Linked DNA regions of Homo sapiens: region 1 is linked to region 2. Evidence: chromatin loops called from intact Hi-C (ENCODE). Cell type or tissue: CD14-positive monocyte. All regions are shown on one strand.

Region 1 (8,000 bases), 110 kb after region 2:
CCTTGTCCCCTGTGTGCCCCTGAGCACTGGTGTGGGAGATAAGAGAGGGAGAGAGAGAAGTGGAGGAGGCGGAGGAGGAAGACAGGTCCAGGGCAGGAACACACACGCCAGGACTTGGGGCTTCCCTTCCCAGAGAAAGGCATTATTCTCGGTGAAATGAATGTTTTTCGGTCATGTGTCATGCTCAGTTTTCACAAGCATTGGTATTGCTGTGTCAGAGGTTTGGGGGTAGGTGTTGTAGCAGGAGCTTCCTGTGGGTCAGGACCCAGGTGGTGTTGGGGCTGGTCTTCTATTAGCACAGACCTTCAAGATCAGGGATTGGGTGTCCTGGGCAGGCAGAGCCTGGAGGCAGGGGCATGGCTGTCATGACCTCTTTGAAGACCTTCCTGCCTGGAATTCTCTCCCCATTCCCTCCACCCTGACCCAGTGGCCGTCATCGTACCGTGGTAAGTGGCAGCGGGTTGGGACTGGACGTCTATGTGCGGCGAAGCCTGGATACGGGGTGAACACAGGGACGGCAGGCCTGGCCCAGCCCTAAGGCTGATGGTAAAGTAGGAGCTGAGGTGGAAGTCCTGAGCCAGGGTGGGAACTCCAGCGCGGGAGGGCTCCCTGGCACAAGGCGGTGGCACCGGGAGTCCAGACCAGAGTCCTGAGTCATCCGTTGGGAGGGATATCAATTAGGGAGCACCTAATTGACACCTGTGGATGCTTCAGCTGGGCTGGTCAGTTCCCCTCTCTTACCCACGGATCCCATCTCAGGAAAACAGCAGCCAGCCATGGCCTGGGCTGGGCAGCGCTAGGCATAGGGGCTGCTACCAGGCTCTTCTGGCCATGGGTGCCCCATGCAGGTTTGGCCACGGCTGCCTGGGCCTTAGCTGAGGCCTGAGGAAAGATGTCAGCCTTGGGCAGACTCTGTCCTGGGTCTGCAAGGGTTGGGAAAGCTGCTGGGCTGGGTAAGGGGCAGTGCGCGGACAGTGAGGGGACTCGGCCTGGGGAGCTGGTCTGGACCAGCTGCTGGTACTCCCACAGACTAGACTCGGGAACTGGGGGGCCTCTGGCCTCTTCCTTGTTGCCCTCCAGGAGGAGTGGGTTAAATTCTGGGTCACTAAGTATCATCTCAGAATGGCCTTTAGGTCTTTTGAAGATTACTTAAAAATTTGCTCAGACAAAAAGTAAGTCATTTGGAAACAAAGGTAGTTACGGTGACAAAAGATATTTAAGTTTTGTCTTTTTTTTTTTTGCTTATTATTCTTATTATTAGCTCTTATTTTATTGGATGTTTATTGACCCCTTTACCTGAGGGGCGCCAACTGGGTGGGCTTGGGTGGGCTGAGGCTGCTGCCAGCGCCAGGGCCGTGGCCCCCGCCTGCTCCATGGTAGCCACTCAGAAGGTGCTTTGTGCTCACAGGCGGGCGACTTCACCAACCACAATGGCACAGGCGGGAAGTCCATCTACGGAAGCCGCTTTCCTGACGAGAACTTTACACTGAAGCACGTGGGGCCAGGTGAGTGGGGGCCTCCTCTAGGGTGAGTGTCCCCACAGCTCTGACCTGGCCTGGAAGCCCCAGCAGGCCCTGAGAGGCCACATGCAGTCACCGTCCAGTATCTGATGAGTCTCCTTCCTCCCTGCGACACTGTAGGCTGTCTCAGCATTTCTGGCTTGTTGAGTTTCCCTAGAGTTTTCTCATCTCTCAGTTTAAAAAGCAGGGTTTCCTTTGGGAACTTTGTGGAAGAACCTTTAAGCAGAATGGAGGCCCTGGCCACCTCCCTGTTTGTCCTCTGAGTTTCGGGTTGGAAATTCTAGGACACTTAGAATTGTTGCAGAATGGTCCTTAGGTCCTTTGAGGATTATTTAAAATCTTGCTTAGATAAAAAGCAAATGGTTTGGAAGCCAGAGTGGTTATTGTGGCAGCATCGTGTCACCTATAAGACCCAAGGTAGAATGTGGAGATGTCTGGAGGTCAGGTCCTGGGGTCCTGCCCCAGGTCCCGCCCCAGCTCTACCACTGAGAGCTTCCACAAGGCCCTGTCCTCTCAGGCCACCCCACTGAGAACTAGCAGGCAGCAAAGGCAGGCATACCCTGGGGGGCTGGTATCGGGCCCTGGTTCTCCTCTTCTGGGTCCCAGGATCTGCAGACTCGAATGTCCCTGGTGTGGTTTGCACCGTCTGCCCTTTCAAATGCCCTCCCAGGCAGGTGCCTCCAGGGGCAGCGTGGCTCAGCCCTGCTGGTTTTTGCAGGTGTCCTGTCCATGGCTAATGCTGGTCCTAACACCAACGGCTCCCAGTTCTTCATCTGCACCATAAAGACAGACTGGTGAGTTCCCTGCCCCAGGCCCTCTGGGAATGCGGGCAGCCTTGCAGCTGGAGGAGGATTCGTGCACTTTTAGGGGCAGGCAGTTTACAGCCAGGCCTTCTGCTCTGGGACAGTGGCCCTCTCCCAGGCTGTGTGTTTGTATGAGAAAGAGAAAGTTAGTGGAAGGATCAAGGGAGAATTGGGGTTGTTCCTGCAACTCTGTCATGGTTCGGGTTCCCATTGTTGCTGTCACCTGGAATTTTCTGAGTGTGTTCTGCTCACACGCACACACGAAAGGGTTTCTCTACCAGATACATTTGGGAAATGTTGCAAAACATATTATGAGGCCTCAGGAGGGACTGAGTAGAAGCCCACTTGTGTGGTTTTAACCTGGAGTTTCCCAGGCTTGTCTTGACCATGGGCTGAGCCTTGGCAATGCTGCAGCAGACATTTGGATATCAGCAAATTTCCAAATGAAGCCTCTGTATTATCATAAACCTGCAGATAGCCACAGGCCTGTAAGGGCCCTGTTTTCAATGCCCATGGATTTTAGGGATGTCTCTTTCCTGGTACATTTTCCTCTAAGGGATAAATTTCTCTGGCCAGAGTCCCAAATGTCCTAGCCCTGGGGCACCTGGGGATGAACTGGCTGGGAGCTGACTTGGTAAAGCCCATTTCCGAGGATTTTAGGGAGACCTAGGTGGGGCAGACACTAGAAGTGTCCAGCCTCCAAGCCCAAGAGATGTGGCCGGCAGGGCTGGGCAGGTCCTTGCTGGCTCAGCCTGCTCTTTGCTCCTTCATGGGACCCCAGTGGATCCTGCAGTTCTGCTCTTGGCTGGAACCACGCCAGCTTCGCTGGAGCTGGACTGAGCCGCCTTTTACATTATTGGACTCTCTCGGGTTGAGAGCTGCCCAGGACTCCTGCAGTTTCACCACCCTTGTTCCTTTGACTCTTGACTCATCATTCATGACCGTTAACGTGGTTCCATTTGTATGGACTTCTTCTTTCTTCAGAGCATTTCAGTATCCTGTTACCTCCCCATGCAGAACAAAGAATACTCCACTTTTGATAGATGGGGTTACCAGGATTCAGGCTACATGGCCTGAGGCAAGGTCACAACATGAGTGACAGAATGTGTCCTGGAAGCCAGGCATCCTCTGGGGTGTATTTGGGGCGCTCAACAAGGCTTGATCGAGCTTTGGGGGTAGATCTAGCTATTCCATGGGGATTCTTTTCAGAATTGCTGTTTTCGGTAACTAATTCCATGACCAGGTCCATGGCATTGGATGACATTGCGCTACACTGTTGCTCACCCGGGTCACCCGTCCTCACAGGTTGGATGGCAAGCATGTTGTGTTCGGTCACGTCAAAGAGGGCATGGACGTCGTGAAGAAAATAGAATCTTTCGGCTCTAAGAGTGGGAGGACATCCAAGAAGATTGTCATCACAGACTGTGGCCAGTTGAGCTAATCTGTGGCCAGGGTGCTGGCATGGTGGCAGCTGCAAATGTCCATGCACCCAGGTGGCCGCGTTGGGCTGTCAGCCAAGGTGCCTGAAACGATACGTGTGCCCACTCCACTGTCACAGTGTGCCTGAGGAAGGCTGCTAGGGATGTTAGACCTCGGCCAGGACCCACCACATTGCTTCCTAATACCCACCCTTCCTCACGACCTCATTTCTGGGCATCTTTGTGGACATGATGTCACCCACCCCTTGTCAAGCATTGCCTGTGATTGCCCAGCCCAGATTCATCTGTGCCTTGGACATGGTGATGGTGATGGGTTGCCATCCAAGTGAAAGTCTTTTCCTTGACCAAGGGGGACAGTCAGTTTTGCAAAAGGACTCTAATACCTGTTTAATATTGTCTTCCTAATTGGGATAATTTAATTAACAAGATTGACTAGAAGTGAAACTGCAACACTAACTTCCCCGTGCTGTGGTGTGACCTGAGTTGGTGACACAGGCCACAGACCCCAGAGCTTGGCTTTTGAAACACAACTCAGGGCTTTTGTGAAGGTTCCCCCGCTGAGATCTTTCCTCCTGGTTACTGTGAAGCCTGTTGGTTTGCTGCTGTCGTTTTTGAGGAGGGCCCATGGGGGTAGGAGCAGTTGAACCTGGGAACAAACCTCACTTGAGCTGTGCCTAGACAATGTGAATTCCTGTGTTGCTAACAGAAGTGGCCTGTAAGCTCCTGTGCTCCGGAGGGAAGCATTTCCTGGTAGGCTTTGATTTTTCTGTGTGTTAAAGAAATTCAATCTACTCATGATGTGTTATGCATAAAACATTTCTGGAACATGGATTTGTGTTCACCTTAAATGTGAAAATAAATCCTATTTTCTATGGAAGACTGGTACCTGGTTTCTGGAAGAGGGGTCTGTGACTTGGAGCTGATCTTTACTGAGCTCGCCGTGGCAGATGCCATGCTCAGGACGTTCATGTGGATGGTTTCATGTCATCGTGCTGGCAACTTGTCCTCCCTGCCTTAGAGATGAGGCTCAGACAAACGACCTTAGCACCCATAGCCTATGCCATGAGCACTGGCTCCACCCTGAATCCCAGCTCCTCCCCTTAGTGACCCCAAGTCTGTTTCCCTCAGCTGCATAAGGAGGCGATATAGTTTGAATATTTGTCCCCAGCCAAATCTCATGTTGAACTGTAATCCCCAGTGCTGGAGGTGGGGCCTGCTACGAGGTGTTTGGATCATGGGGACGGGTATTTCATGGCTTGGTGCTGTTTTCTTGATGGTGAATTATTGCAAGATACGGTCATTTAAAATTGTGTGGCACCTCCCCCTGCCCCCTTCTTGCTCCTGCTTTCACCATGTGACATGCCTGATCCCCCTTCACCTTTTGCCATGGTCATAAGCTTCCTGAGGCCTCCCTGGAAGCTGAGCAGATGCCAGCACCATGCTTCCTGTACATCCTGCAGAACCATAAGCCAATTAAACCTTTTTAATAATAAATTACTCAGTCTCAAGTATTTTTTTATAGCAATACAAGAATCCTAACACGGGTTAACAATAAGGCCCACCTCGTAGGGTGGTGATCCACGTGAAGTGCATAACGCAGTGTCTGGCGCACCTTCCTAAGCACTCTGGAGTGACAAGGATGATGACCTTTCCCCTGTCAGGGTCTTAGGAAGGAGGAGGGATGCCAGAGCAAAGGAGCCTCCATCATCTGAGGTTAGGAGTGGACTTCCTAGGATAAGCCAGTTCCATTTGGAATTGACTTCTAGGTGTTTCCAAATTCACAGGGAAGGCAGGATTGGAGGTAAGAGCTTCCCTAGGTAGACAGGGCTGTGGTGTGGCCCGGCAGTTGAGTGGTCAGGCAGGCAGTTCTCAGAGGAAATTTGGGCCCTTTTGAGGGCATCTAACAGAATTATTTCTCACTGGGGTTCCCTGAGTGAGGTTATGTGTAGTCTTAGGTTAATGGAGTCACTCTGAGGTCATGGTGACTGGGGTCGGGTCATTTGGAGTCATGGAGAGTTCCCATGAAGTCAGTTTCAGTAGGACAAGTAGTCTTAAAACAATTATCAAGAGCGTTAAGAGTCCTCAAAGCAGACAAGGAGGACACAAGGAGCATGGGCCCCTGAACCCCATTTGCAGTCATAGATGCCCTCCATTTATATTGGGGTTCTGTAAGGGATTTCATTTGAAGAATAGGATCTTGAGCCAAATCATAATTAGTAATTTCTCATCCAGTCCAACACTTTACAGATGGGTAAACTGAGACCCCAAGAGGGATTATGATTGTCCCATGTGACCCTGTGAATCAATTGGCAAAACGGGCTAGAATCCAGGGTTTTTGGCAGTCTGCAGGGATTTCTGTTGGGGGCCTTCGAGAATGCACAGGTGCCTTGGGGGACATATTGCCAAAGGTTCTCAGGCCACACACATTCAGAGCACAACTGATCTCTGAGGTCAAAGCCCACAGCTTCACTCCCTCTGGAGTTTCCTCTTTTGGGGCTTATGTTTAGTCATTGTGTTTCCTTCTTGCTGAGGAGAGTGTGTGTGTGTGCACGCGTGTATGTGTGTGTGTCTATGTGTGTGTATCTCCACCCAGAGAAGTCTAAGGTGAGGTGAGGGTGCACCAAACATGCAGGAATCTCCTAAAAACCGAGTTCCCTGAAAGCAGGGCCGTTCCCTGTGCTGCTCATTCCCTGAGCTCCCTGCACAAAGGCCTGAGCCTAGTCATATTTCTTGCATAAAGCAAGAACATAAGTAATATACAAATAAAATACTGGCTTGTTTCTGGCCAGTGAGCACTCAATACCTCATGCATAAATGAGGCAGTGAGTCTTACACATGCACTCATAGATGTAATCATAAGTGGTGCCATGTACACACGATTTTTAAAAAAAATCTGAAACATCAATTTTATTTTCTGTGATGTGATAGCTTTTCAAAATGATTTCATTGAGGTATATTTACGTACAAGAAAAGTCACTTCAAGTGTACACATCAATGACTTTTGACAAAAGCATATACTAGTAATATCTATCACCAAATTAAGATACAGAATGTTTCCGTCTTTCCAGAAAGTTCTCTCTGTGCCCCTTCCCAGGCAGCCACTGGATCTTATCCCTGTAATTTTGCCTGTTCTAGAACTTTGTAGAAATGGTATTGAGCAGGGTTCACTTTTTCATGTCTGGCTTCTCCAGTGTGGCATGTGTGAGAATGTGTGAGGCTCTAATATGCTTCTGGGTTCTAAAGAATCTTGCTCCATGAAAAGGAATTTCTTAAAGGTTTCGTAGGTCTGGGAAGGCCTAAAGCAATGCTTCTAGGAATCACAGAGTGCCAGTAAATCATGCAGATTTCTGGCCATACCTGAGACGCCTTTTGAATATTTGCATCTAGGAATCTGAATTTTAAAATAATAATTCTGAGAGGTGAAGCCAGCTGGACATCCCTTGGGGAACTTTCCTGTCTTACAAGAGGATTGTAAAATGCACCAATCAGCGCTCTGTAAAATGCACCAATCAGCACTCTGTAAAACGGACCAATCAGCAGGATTCTGAAAGTAGCCATTCGTGGGGAGGACTGAAAAAAGGCACTCTGATAGGACAGAAATGGAACATGGGCGGGGACAAATAAGGGAATAAAAGTTGGCTATCCCAACCAGCAGCCGCAACTGGCTCGGGTCTCTTTCCGTGTTGTGGAAACTTTGTCCTTTCCCTCTTCACAATAAACCTTGCTACCGCTCACTTGTGCCATCTTTAAGAGCTGTAACACTCACCGTGAAGGGCCGTGGCTCCATTCTCGAAGTCAACGAGACCATGAACTCTCCGGCAGGAAGCAATTCCGGAGACAAATCTGATAAAGCTTAAGAATTTGAGTGTAGCCACAGTGGGTAAGAGTGAAAGGGAAGGTCATGGCTCAACACTAGAGTCATCATTTACTTCTGGAAACATTTTTTACTGGACTTTCTGGGACTCTAGTGTGACACCCTCCACTTTTAAAAGAAGCCTCACTTAAGGAGTCTGACCGACAAGTCTCGGATGACTGGGTGGGGCACATCCTATTCCACTCAAGCTCTGTGGAGGCCAGTGGGCAGGGGAGCTCCTCGATAGCGCTGGTCAAAGTGGCCAGCCAGGCATGGTGGCTCATGCCTGTAATCCCAGCACTTTGGGAAGCAGAGGTGAACGGATTGCTTGAGCCCAGGGGTTTCAGACCAGCCTGGTCAACATAGTGAGATCGCATCTCTACAA
Region 2 (8,000 bases):
GCGGGTGGCTTACACAATAGCGATTCACTGTCTCACAGTTCTGGAGACCTAAAAGCCCAGAGGAAGGTGTCAGTAGGGCCAAGGTCCCTCAGAAGGCTCTAGGGAAGGATCTTCTCCAAGGTTCTCTCCTCGCTTCTGGTAGTTTCTTGGCTTGTGGCAACATAACTTCAGTCTTCACGTGGCATTGTCCCTGCATGCATGTCTCTGTGTCTAAACTTCTTTTTATAAGGACACTAGTTCTGATGGATTAGGGCCCACCCTAATGACCTCATCTTAACGTGGTCATCTGCAAAGGCCCTACTTCCTTCCAAATAAAGACACATTCACAGGTTCTGGGGGTTAGGAGTTCAACATTTTTTGTGGGGACACAGTTCACTCCCTAACACCATGGCTTCTCAATTGGTCTTTCCTAGGACCTGGTGTTAGGTGGTCTCACCCTTGTTTTACAAAGGAGGAGGTCGAGGCTCTGAAAGCCTAACAGCTCGTCAGGGCCACCAGCTAGTCAGAACTTGTTTCCTGAGCCTCAGCCTCCAAATCCAGGCTCCTCCCTTCCCTCTGCAGCGCCTCAGTTAGCCAGGAGAGCATGGCCAGTTCCTTCCTGTCTCCGCCCTAGCCCTGGGGGCAGCCCCAAGCCCTACCGGCTCCCCGCTTGCCCCCTCCCCGCTCGGTAGCCTGGGGCTGAGCAGGTAGCTGAGCAGGCTCCTCTGAATGATCATTTTGTGTCTGGTTCACGTGCCCCCTCCCCTCAGAATCCTCTCTTCTCCTCTAGCCTGGCAGGATGCTTTCCTGGAACCCCAGTAACCTTGCCCTTGTAGAACTTCTCGGAGGTACTGAGTGGAGGTGTGGGGCACCGGGTGGTATTGTTTTCAAAATGAAACGATTATAGGATTTGGGTGGAAGCCAAATGCAGACTTCTGGGAATGCAGCCTGGGTCCAGGATGAGTGGCCCTGCTGGAGGATACGCCCAGGAAGGGGAGCGGGGTAGAGTGGCAGGAGGCTAAGAGGCATGGAGGTCTCACTGTGCATCGTGTCCCTGTCCCCCACTCAGGTGGAGCCCCAGCAAACTCAAAATGTCACACAAATGCTTACAAATGCATAGATGCTAAACTCTAAAAAGAAACACAATGAAGCAAGAACTATTTCAGTATTTGTAATGTGGTATGAGGGAAAGAATATAAAACGGAGTTGGGGGCATGAGCTCTCATCACAGCTCTAATTGACTGTGTGACCTGGAGGTCACCTTCCTTCTCTGGATCCTAGACTCCCACCTTGGGAATATGTGATGGTTATCAATGCATACTTTTGAACTGGATTGCCAAGTCATTTAAACCCTTGGGCAAATTGTCTAAACCTCCCTGCGCCTCTGTTTTAGTTTCTGTACAGTGGAAATAGCTCCTGTCAGAAAGGTCTGGTGGTGAGGATTGTTAATACTTGGAAAATGCCTGGAAGTGTGCCTGCCAACCAGCAAGCTCTCAGTAACCATGAGCTGCTTATTACACCAGGAGAGCAGAGGCCAGGATCCTGCTTGGGCCCCTAGCTCTGTGACCCCGTGTGTGGACACAGGAGGGGTTCTGAGGTCTGGTGGGGATGCCTGCATTGGCCAGGAGCTCAACCGCAACTGTCCCTTTCATCTTAAAGACTAAGTGAAGACCTGAGGAGGTTGACCAGGATGAGGGGGGAAAGGGAGTGGGGACAGAGAGAACAGTGTCATAAAGACACATGAGAGTTTATGCCCTGACCCCTCAGAGGTTGGCAGAAGCCCCAGGAAGGGGTCTCTGGAGGCAGAGCCCCTGAGTTGTCTCATGCCCCAGGGCTGCTGTTTGAGCCTTCCTTGGGCAACTGAGCTGGCTGTGTGATAGCTGCTCCATGCCAGGTCCCCGGTATGTGTGCATCCATTTGTTGAATGCCCACTCTATGCTCTACACTCCCACGTGTCCTGAGAAGGACCAGGGATGTGAAGGTGGATGGCCCAGGCAGCTCCCAGGGCCTGAGCTCATGCCTGTCACTCTCACGTGGACACGTGGCTGGGGCCTCCTTGTCCACCTCACCCTCCCTCTGAGCGCCTACGCCCGCATGGGTGACATCTCCGAGTCATAGGATCCTTGCTCAGCCCTGCTGAATCAGCAGACCCTGCCTGAAGAAGAGCTCTGTGTCTCAGAACCCAGCACCCAGCAGAGCCGTCCCTGGCTTCATTGTTCTCCCTCTAAGCGGTCAGAGGGAGCCTGGCTTTTGTATGCTTGTCTTTCCTTGCTAGTGGCCTCTCAGCCCCCAGGCCTCCCACTATGCAAAGCCTTATACAGGAGGTGACCCAGCCCAGAACCACTTTGACCCCTGGGTGACCTACATCCTAGGTGGCTTGATTCTTTTTACTGGGTAATGCTGGGACAGGATCCAGGAAGCCCATCCCTCTGTGGGTAAACAGGGGAGCCCTGGAGAAGGCCCCTGTCTGCGCCCCCAGCTTGACTGGAAGGGTCCCCACCCGCCCCCACCCCAACCCCACCCAGTTGGTCTTGCAGAGGCAGGCTCCGCATGGCAGGCTCCTCCAGCTGGGTAAAGCATCCTCCCTCCCCTTGCTCTCCCGAGCAAGCCACCACTGCCTTCCCGGCTGCAGCGCCGTGATTTATCGGCGGCTCCTCCTCGCCAGGGCCCACGGCAGGAGGAGTTCAAACACCCGCGAGAAAAGCCACCCGCTATTGATCCTCGCGTCAGGCCTCCCAAGCGCTGGCGGGCATTCATCAAGGAGCCGCAGCGCGGGGGCTGCAGCTCGCCCTTTCTTCTTCCTTTCTTCTCTCTCCCAAGTCATTCCCCTGGGGCTATGCCCCCCTTGCCGAGGTCACTCAGAGAGCTCACCAAGTGCCTGTGAGCTGAGGTGGAGAGCGCCTTTGTCTGCGGCCTCTTTGCTGTAGATCCTTATCAAGGGGGTGGAGCGGGCTGCTTTGGGCCCCAGGCTTTTGAGCAAATCTTTGGAAGTTGGAGAAGTGGAGTTGGAACTCGGAACAAGTGGAGAAGGCCCTCTGAAGCAGAGACTGGTTGGAGTGCCCGTATTTCTGTAGACCGGAGGCGTGTAACTAGAAAGAGTTTGCTAACCAAGTGGGCCAGAGAGAGCCTTGAAATTAGCATCTGAAAACCCCAGCTTTGGCCTGAAGGCCTCCCGTGCAGTCTGGTGAATGGATGCTTGAAAACAATTTGTTTTCCTAATTACGTAAATCTAGTGAAGAGTATTTATCTTTTTTTTTTTTTTTTTTTTTTTTTTTGCTTACCTGGGGAAAGTCTAAAATCTCTGGTCTCAAGCCGGAGGAGCGTATATTAATTCTCTTCTCCAGCCCCACCCTATGACTTACCAGAGTGGGTACCTGGGAGAACAGGGAGATGGGGTAGGGAGACTGGCAGGTTGTCTTTATTGAAGTTTCCTGGGCAATGCCACCAGGTCTGTCCCCCTCTGGTATAAACCTCTGCTCAATTCCAGTCCAAATTCTGGCTCAACCTACCAAAGTGGTTTTGCTGAACTCAGCTCCTGGGGCTGGCCACATGGTACCAACACATATAGGATATCTCAAAAATGAATTTGGAAGTCCCAAACATGCGGGTCTTTGGTGGCTCAGAAAGCACTAAGGATCAGATTAGAATAGTGAACTGCCATTGCACAGAATGGGGAAGGGTTTGTGTTCTGGTTATTTCAGATAGTGGCTCTTTGGATTCTGGATAATGGAGGTCCAAGTGTTGACATTGTTAAAAACCAGATTAACAGTAGAAACCAGATCTTAGGTACATCCATCTCAGTGTTCTCTTGGAACACGTGAGCCATATTGTCCCACCACATCTGTTTTCTGGGTGTCATTTGCTGAGCAGTGGGCTTTAGAGTAGGTCAGTCATCTGGAGGATCTGCAGTGGGGAGATGGGCGAGTCTTCACTGGACCCCTGCCTGCGGTGCTGCTTGGGAGGGCAGGGCCCCAGTGAATGTCTCAGTGAGTAAATGACTGTCCCCAAAGAAGCCATAATAACCTACAAGGAGATGAGATGGAGGTGAGGATAAGCAGAGCCTGGAATTTGTGCAAAGCTGAAGGGAAGTCCTTCCCCTGGCTGCCCTGGGGTTGGCCTGCCAGTAAGGGGATGCCAATTAATTTCTCTTGCAGGAAGCTAGTTCGTGTCCAAAAGGCTCAAGTTATGAAGTACGAATTAATCCATTTAACCAGCTTCTCGGAGGGAAAGCCCATGACAACTGCATTTTCAAATGCCATCCTGAAAGCGATATTTCAAGTGGCAGTGGGTGGGATTAGAGCCTGCTAACGATTTATGTCAAACAAGGAGCAAGAACATTATTTCTAGATAAGTGATTTGTCCCAGCAACTTCCAGGGCCGGCAGGAAGGTTTAGGGGCCAGCCAGAGGCTGAGGCTGAGAAGAGGGGATGGAGTCAGGAGATGTCACCTCAAAGGCCAGTGAACCTGGTCAGCTCCCGGTGTTGGCCAGGGCAGCAGGGCACGGCAGTCCAATACAGAGGAGATTTTAAAGACAGTCATGGCTGCCCTTCTTTGGGGATGAATGATGGGGACTCACTTACCTTCCTAAGTGTTTGGGGCAGTTAGGTCACCACACAAGCAACTTTCACAGGCAGGTGGGTGGGGCTGGGGGAGGGAGCTATAAAATACAGTTTCTCCCGAGGGGGTAATGATGACAGGGAGTGCCCACGAAAGAGGAAGGGGCGAAGATCTCTGGAGGTGGGACAGCAGGTGGGCTTCCAGGGGTGTCTAAGGGGCAGAGAGGTGGGGGGTGAGCAAGCGCTGAAAGCCCGGAGCCCTTGCGACAGACTGGCTGGAAGGAAGAGGCCTCGGCCACCACAGGATGCAATGTCAGGAAGGCAGCAGCTCCCGGGGCGGGGCAGGGCCGCGCGCAGCCGCCCCCGGCTTCCCTCCTGCCGCCAGCTCCTGGTCACAGGAACTCCCCGAAGTCGGGGAGCGGGAGCGTACGTGCGCGTGTTCACCCTGTCCTGGGCCCCTCGCTCGGGGAATCCCGGGGGTGCCAGGGCACCCAGGGTCAGGGAAGTAAGATGCCGGGCCGCCTACCTTCTCCACCCCGTAGCCCGTTCCGAAAATCCTTTAAACCGAGATTTAATCTGGATGCCTAGCCCCGCCCTCCCCTCCCCTCCCCTCCCCTCCCCCCGGCCGAGGCCCCCTCCAGTTCAGCTCCCTCCTCCACCCCCTCCCCGCCGTGGACCCTCATTAGCATGCCCACTTGGGAGGATTCGCTGGGGGGCGGGAGACACCCGAAGTCATCCACCGCCAGCGCCTTCCCGGCGGCCTCCTCGGGCGACAGCGCTCCGGGAGCCCCACTCGCACAAGTGTTGCTTCCAATTAATTGCCTGGGCGGGGGAAGGAAAGGGGCCTCGTCGCCGCCCCCGCCCGGAGGCTGGAGTGCTGCTCGTCGGGTCGTGCGTTCGCTCGGCAGCGGCGTGCACCAGCACCACCCCTGCGTGCAAGTTTGAAATGTGAGCTGCCTCCGATTCATACTCGCTCGCGCTCCCTCGCAGCGAAGTGGCTGGGCTGACGGTCTGCGCGCGCGAGTGAGTGCGGGCGGCGGGCTGGGGGGCGGGGTGCGGACGGCGAGGCTCGCGGGGCGGGGAGGGCGCGCGCGAGCCGGGGCTCCCTGGAGACGCCAAGGCAGGTCTGCTCGCCTTTCATCTTCCTCCCGCGCTCCTCCTCCTCCTCCCTCCCCTCCCCCCGCCGCGGCTGGCCTGGCCTCCCCCGGAGCCCCCAGCCCCACGCGGGCACACGCAGGGTGGGTGGTCACGCCCGCAGGGTCCGCGAGCGCGGCGCAGAGCGCGGGCCGTGGGAAGTTTCTCCGGCGCGCCCCGTGCGCCCCCGCCCCCCGCGCGCCCCCGGCCCATCCCCGTCCCTGGAGAGCTGTCGCTTGCGCCCGGGCGCGCGGCTGGCTGCCTCCTCGGCGGCGGCGGCGGCGGCCCCATTAGCGGAGCCTCCGCCTATGATTGGCTTCGCCCGGGAAGCTGGAGACGGGCGATGAATAATTGATGTGTGCGGTGCGGTAGCCGGACGGCGGCGGCGGTGGCGGGCAGCAGCGAGCGGGAGCGCGGGAGCCGGAGCGCCCTCGGAGCGGGCAGCGCGGAGCGAGCGGGCGCCGGACCCGCCCGGGCCCCCGCGCCGCCGCCGCCGCCGGGGCGCGGAGCGGGGATGCAGGCGGCGCCCGCTGCCTGCGCGCAGCCTTTGTTCGGCGCTGGCTGAATCCTACCCGGAGTCGCTCGCCGCGGCCGCCGCCGGCCGGGCCCCAAGCCCCCGAGGGCGCCAGGGCGGGATCGCGACCGGTGCAACTTCTAGGTAAGTGCGGGGTCGGAGGGGTCGGCGCCTGGGCGCCCACGGGCCGGGCCCTGGGCTCCCTCCGGGCGCGGGGGTGAGTGTGCGTGCCTGTGTGTGACAGAGGAGGGCCGGTGCATTGTGGGTAGCGCCGTGTGCTGCATGGTGTCAGCCCCAGGCTTGGCCGCGAGAGTGGCACCGGCGTGCACCGGGCCGGTTTTGTGTGCCCACAGACGGGGCCTTCATTTCTCTTTGGGGCCACGGGGCAGAGTGCGCCCCCACCCAGGTCCCTGAAGGTGAAGTGTTGGCTCTCCAGCAGACATTTTACGAGGCTCTGTGCTCAGTCGGCTCACGCTGCAAAAATAAGAATCGGCCAGGATGCCTTCGGAGGCAGCGCCTGAGGGTCCTCGACTTCAAGCTGCTCCTTTGTCAGAATGCAGCCCTGATGCCTCCAGCGCGTAGAGACCCCACGGGCACTGGTGATGCCACCATTGCGGCAGGGTGCCCTTCGCAAAGGTGGTGGGTGCCGAATAGACTTCTGACAAGTGTTTGCTGGCAAGCTGGCTAGAGGAGAGAGGTGGATTTGCACCAGAGGGCAGGAAGCAGCCTTTCAGGAGATGCCTGGTTGTGAGGACCTTGTACAAGACCTTGGAGAAAGAGCCCCTTGATAGGGACTAAGAGGAGGCTGCCTGGGGTCCTGAGCATGTGGTTTTGGTATTGGTGTCTTCGAAGCCAAGCCATGGTGCGGTGGGCACCAGATAGGTACCAGTTCCTGGGTCGAGAAGCCCTCTGGGGGGAAACTAGGAGAGGTCAGCTGGCACTTCTTTAGACGGGTTTCAGGAGACTGTCATTCCTGCAGTGGGGACCCAGTCCCTTCGCCCTTGACCATCAGGCGAGACTGCCAGATGAGTGTTGAGCAGGGCTGATGGCTCTTCCAGCAGGAAGGCTTTGTGTGGCAGGTGGCATGGAGTTGGTGCCAGTGTGCTTCTCATTGGCCCATCTTTGAGAGTGGCCACAGAAATTGGGCTGAGGAGAGAAATCAGGCTGAGAGTCAGAAATCTGGCTGAGGAGTGAGTTGGGGTGAAAAGGCCGTGCCATCCTGAAGTCAGGGTGACCCCAGATGTTACGTGGGGGCTCCGGCTCCCCCAGTTATGGGGCTCTGGGCCTGAAGCTTATCTCCCATCTGCTATGGAGGAAAGGCCCTGTCCCAGGGGTTGCGTGGAAGGGTGACTCTTGGAGTCCACGTGGCTCCTAACAAGCCTTTCCCCTTTTTTTGTGTATAAGCCAGGCAGTGACTACCCTCCAACTAGCTGGATTCAAGTCCCCTTCTGAGCTATTTTTATCCTGAACTTCCTTAGTGAGAAACCACCAAACGGCGATGCTTTGGTGAGAATCTAGGTCTTTACCGGAAGCGCAGCCTGCACAGAGTTTACACCTCGCTACATAAGGCTGCCTCCACTGCCCTGCACAGCCCTCCCCTGGCTCAGAGCCCCTGTGCCTCTCTCATGCCTCTTGATTCTCATCACAGCCTGTGCGCTCAGGGACTTTTGAGCCCCAGTTTCAGATGGGAAAACTGATGTGCCCGAGATCATCCAGTTGGGGATGTAGGAGGCCAGGCCTGGCTCCAACAGGAGCAAGACCTTGATGCCAGTGGGCTCCCTGAAGGCAGGGACCACGTGTTTCTCATCACCGTATGC

What was found. Peaks named below come from ENCODE experiments on the same cell type or tissue, not always from the same donor. Only the 100,000 strongest peaks of a DNase experiment are listed, where the experiment ranks them.
Region 1: a loop joins it to region 2, with 2.5 times the contacts of the local background. A loop is called at or near these places in 17 of 110 quality-filtered maps.

What each region holds. Positions count from the first base shown.
Region 1 is chr10:79,350,079-79,358,078 of GRCh38, forward strand. It overlaps PPIF (peptidylprolyl isomerase F), which reads left to right. Exons shown (of 6, transcript NM_005729.4): 4 at 1,409-1,505; 5 at 2,239-2,314; 6 at 3,629-5,256. The coding sequence ends at 3,764. Among named protein-coding and RNA genes, the nearest start is that of PPIF, 6.6 kb to the left of the region's middle. RefSeq lists an enhancer at 1,642-2,142 and cis regulatory regions at 2,975-3,950, 2,982-3,936, 3,645-4,145, 3,943-4,443, 4,002-4,502 and 3 more. In CD14-positive monocyte, no CTCF peak of the experiment used is centred here; DNase peaks (open chromatin) are centred at 2,603, 3,213, 5,733, 6,263 and 1 weaker place; H3K4me3 peaks cover 4,213 bases; H3K27ac peaks cover 6,137 bases.
Region 2 is chr10:79,237,412-79,245,411 of GRCh38, forward strand. All of the region lies in intron 7 of ZMIZ1 (zinc finger MIZ-type containing 1), which reads left to right. Among named protein-coding and RNA genes, the nearest start is that of PPIF, 110 kb to the right of the region's middle. RefSeq lists enhancers at 1-249, 2,136-2,764, 2,765-3,392, 4,433-5,384, 7,596-7,675 and 1 more, cis regulatory regions at 4,676-5,176, 5,255-5,755, 5,312-5,812, 5,321-5,821, 6,217-6,717 and 3 more and silencers at 4,886-5,025, 5,076-5,185, 5,456-5,745, 6,136-6,465. In CD14-positive monocyte, no CTCF peak of the experiment used is centred here; DNase peaks (open chromatin) are centred at 2,070, 4,920, 5,510, 7,590 and 3 weaker places; H3K4me3 peaks cover 4,187 bases; H3K27ac peaks cover 6,977 bases.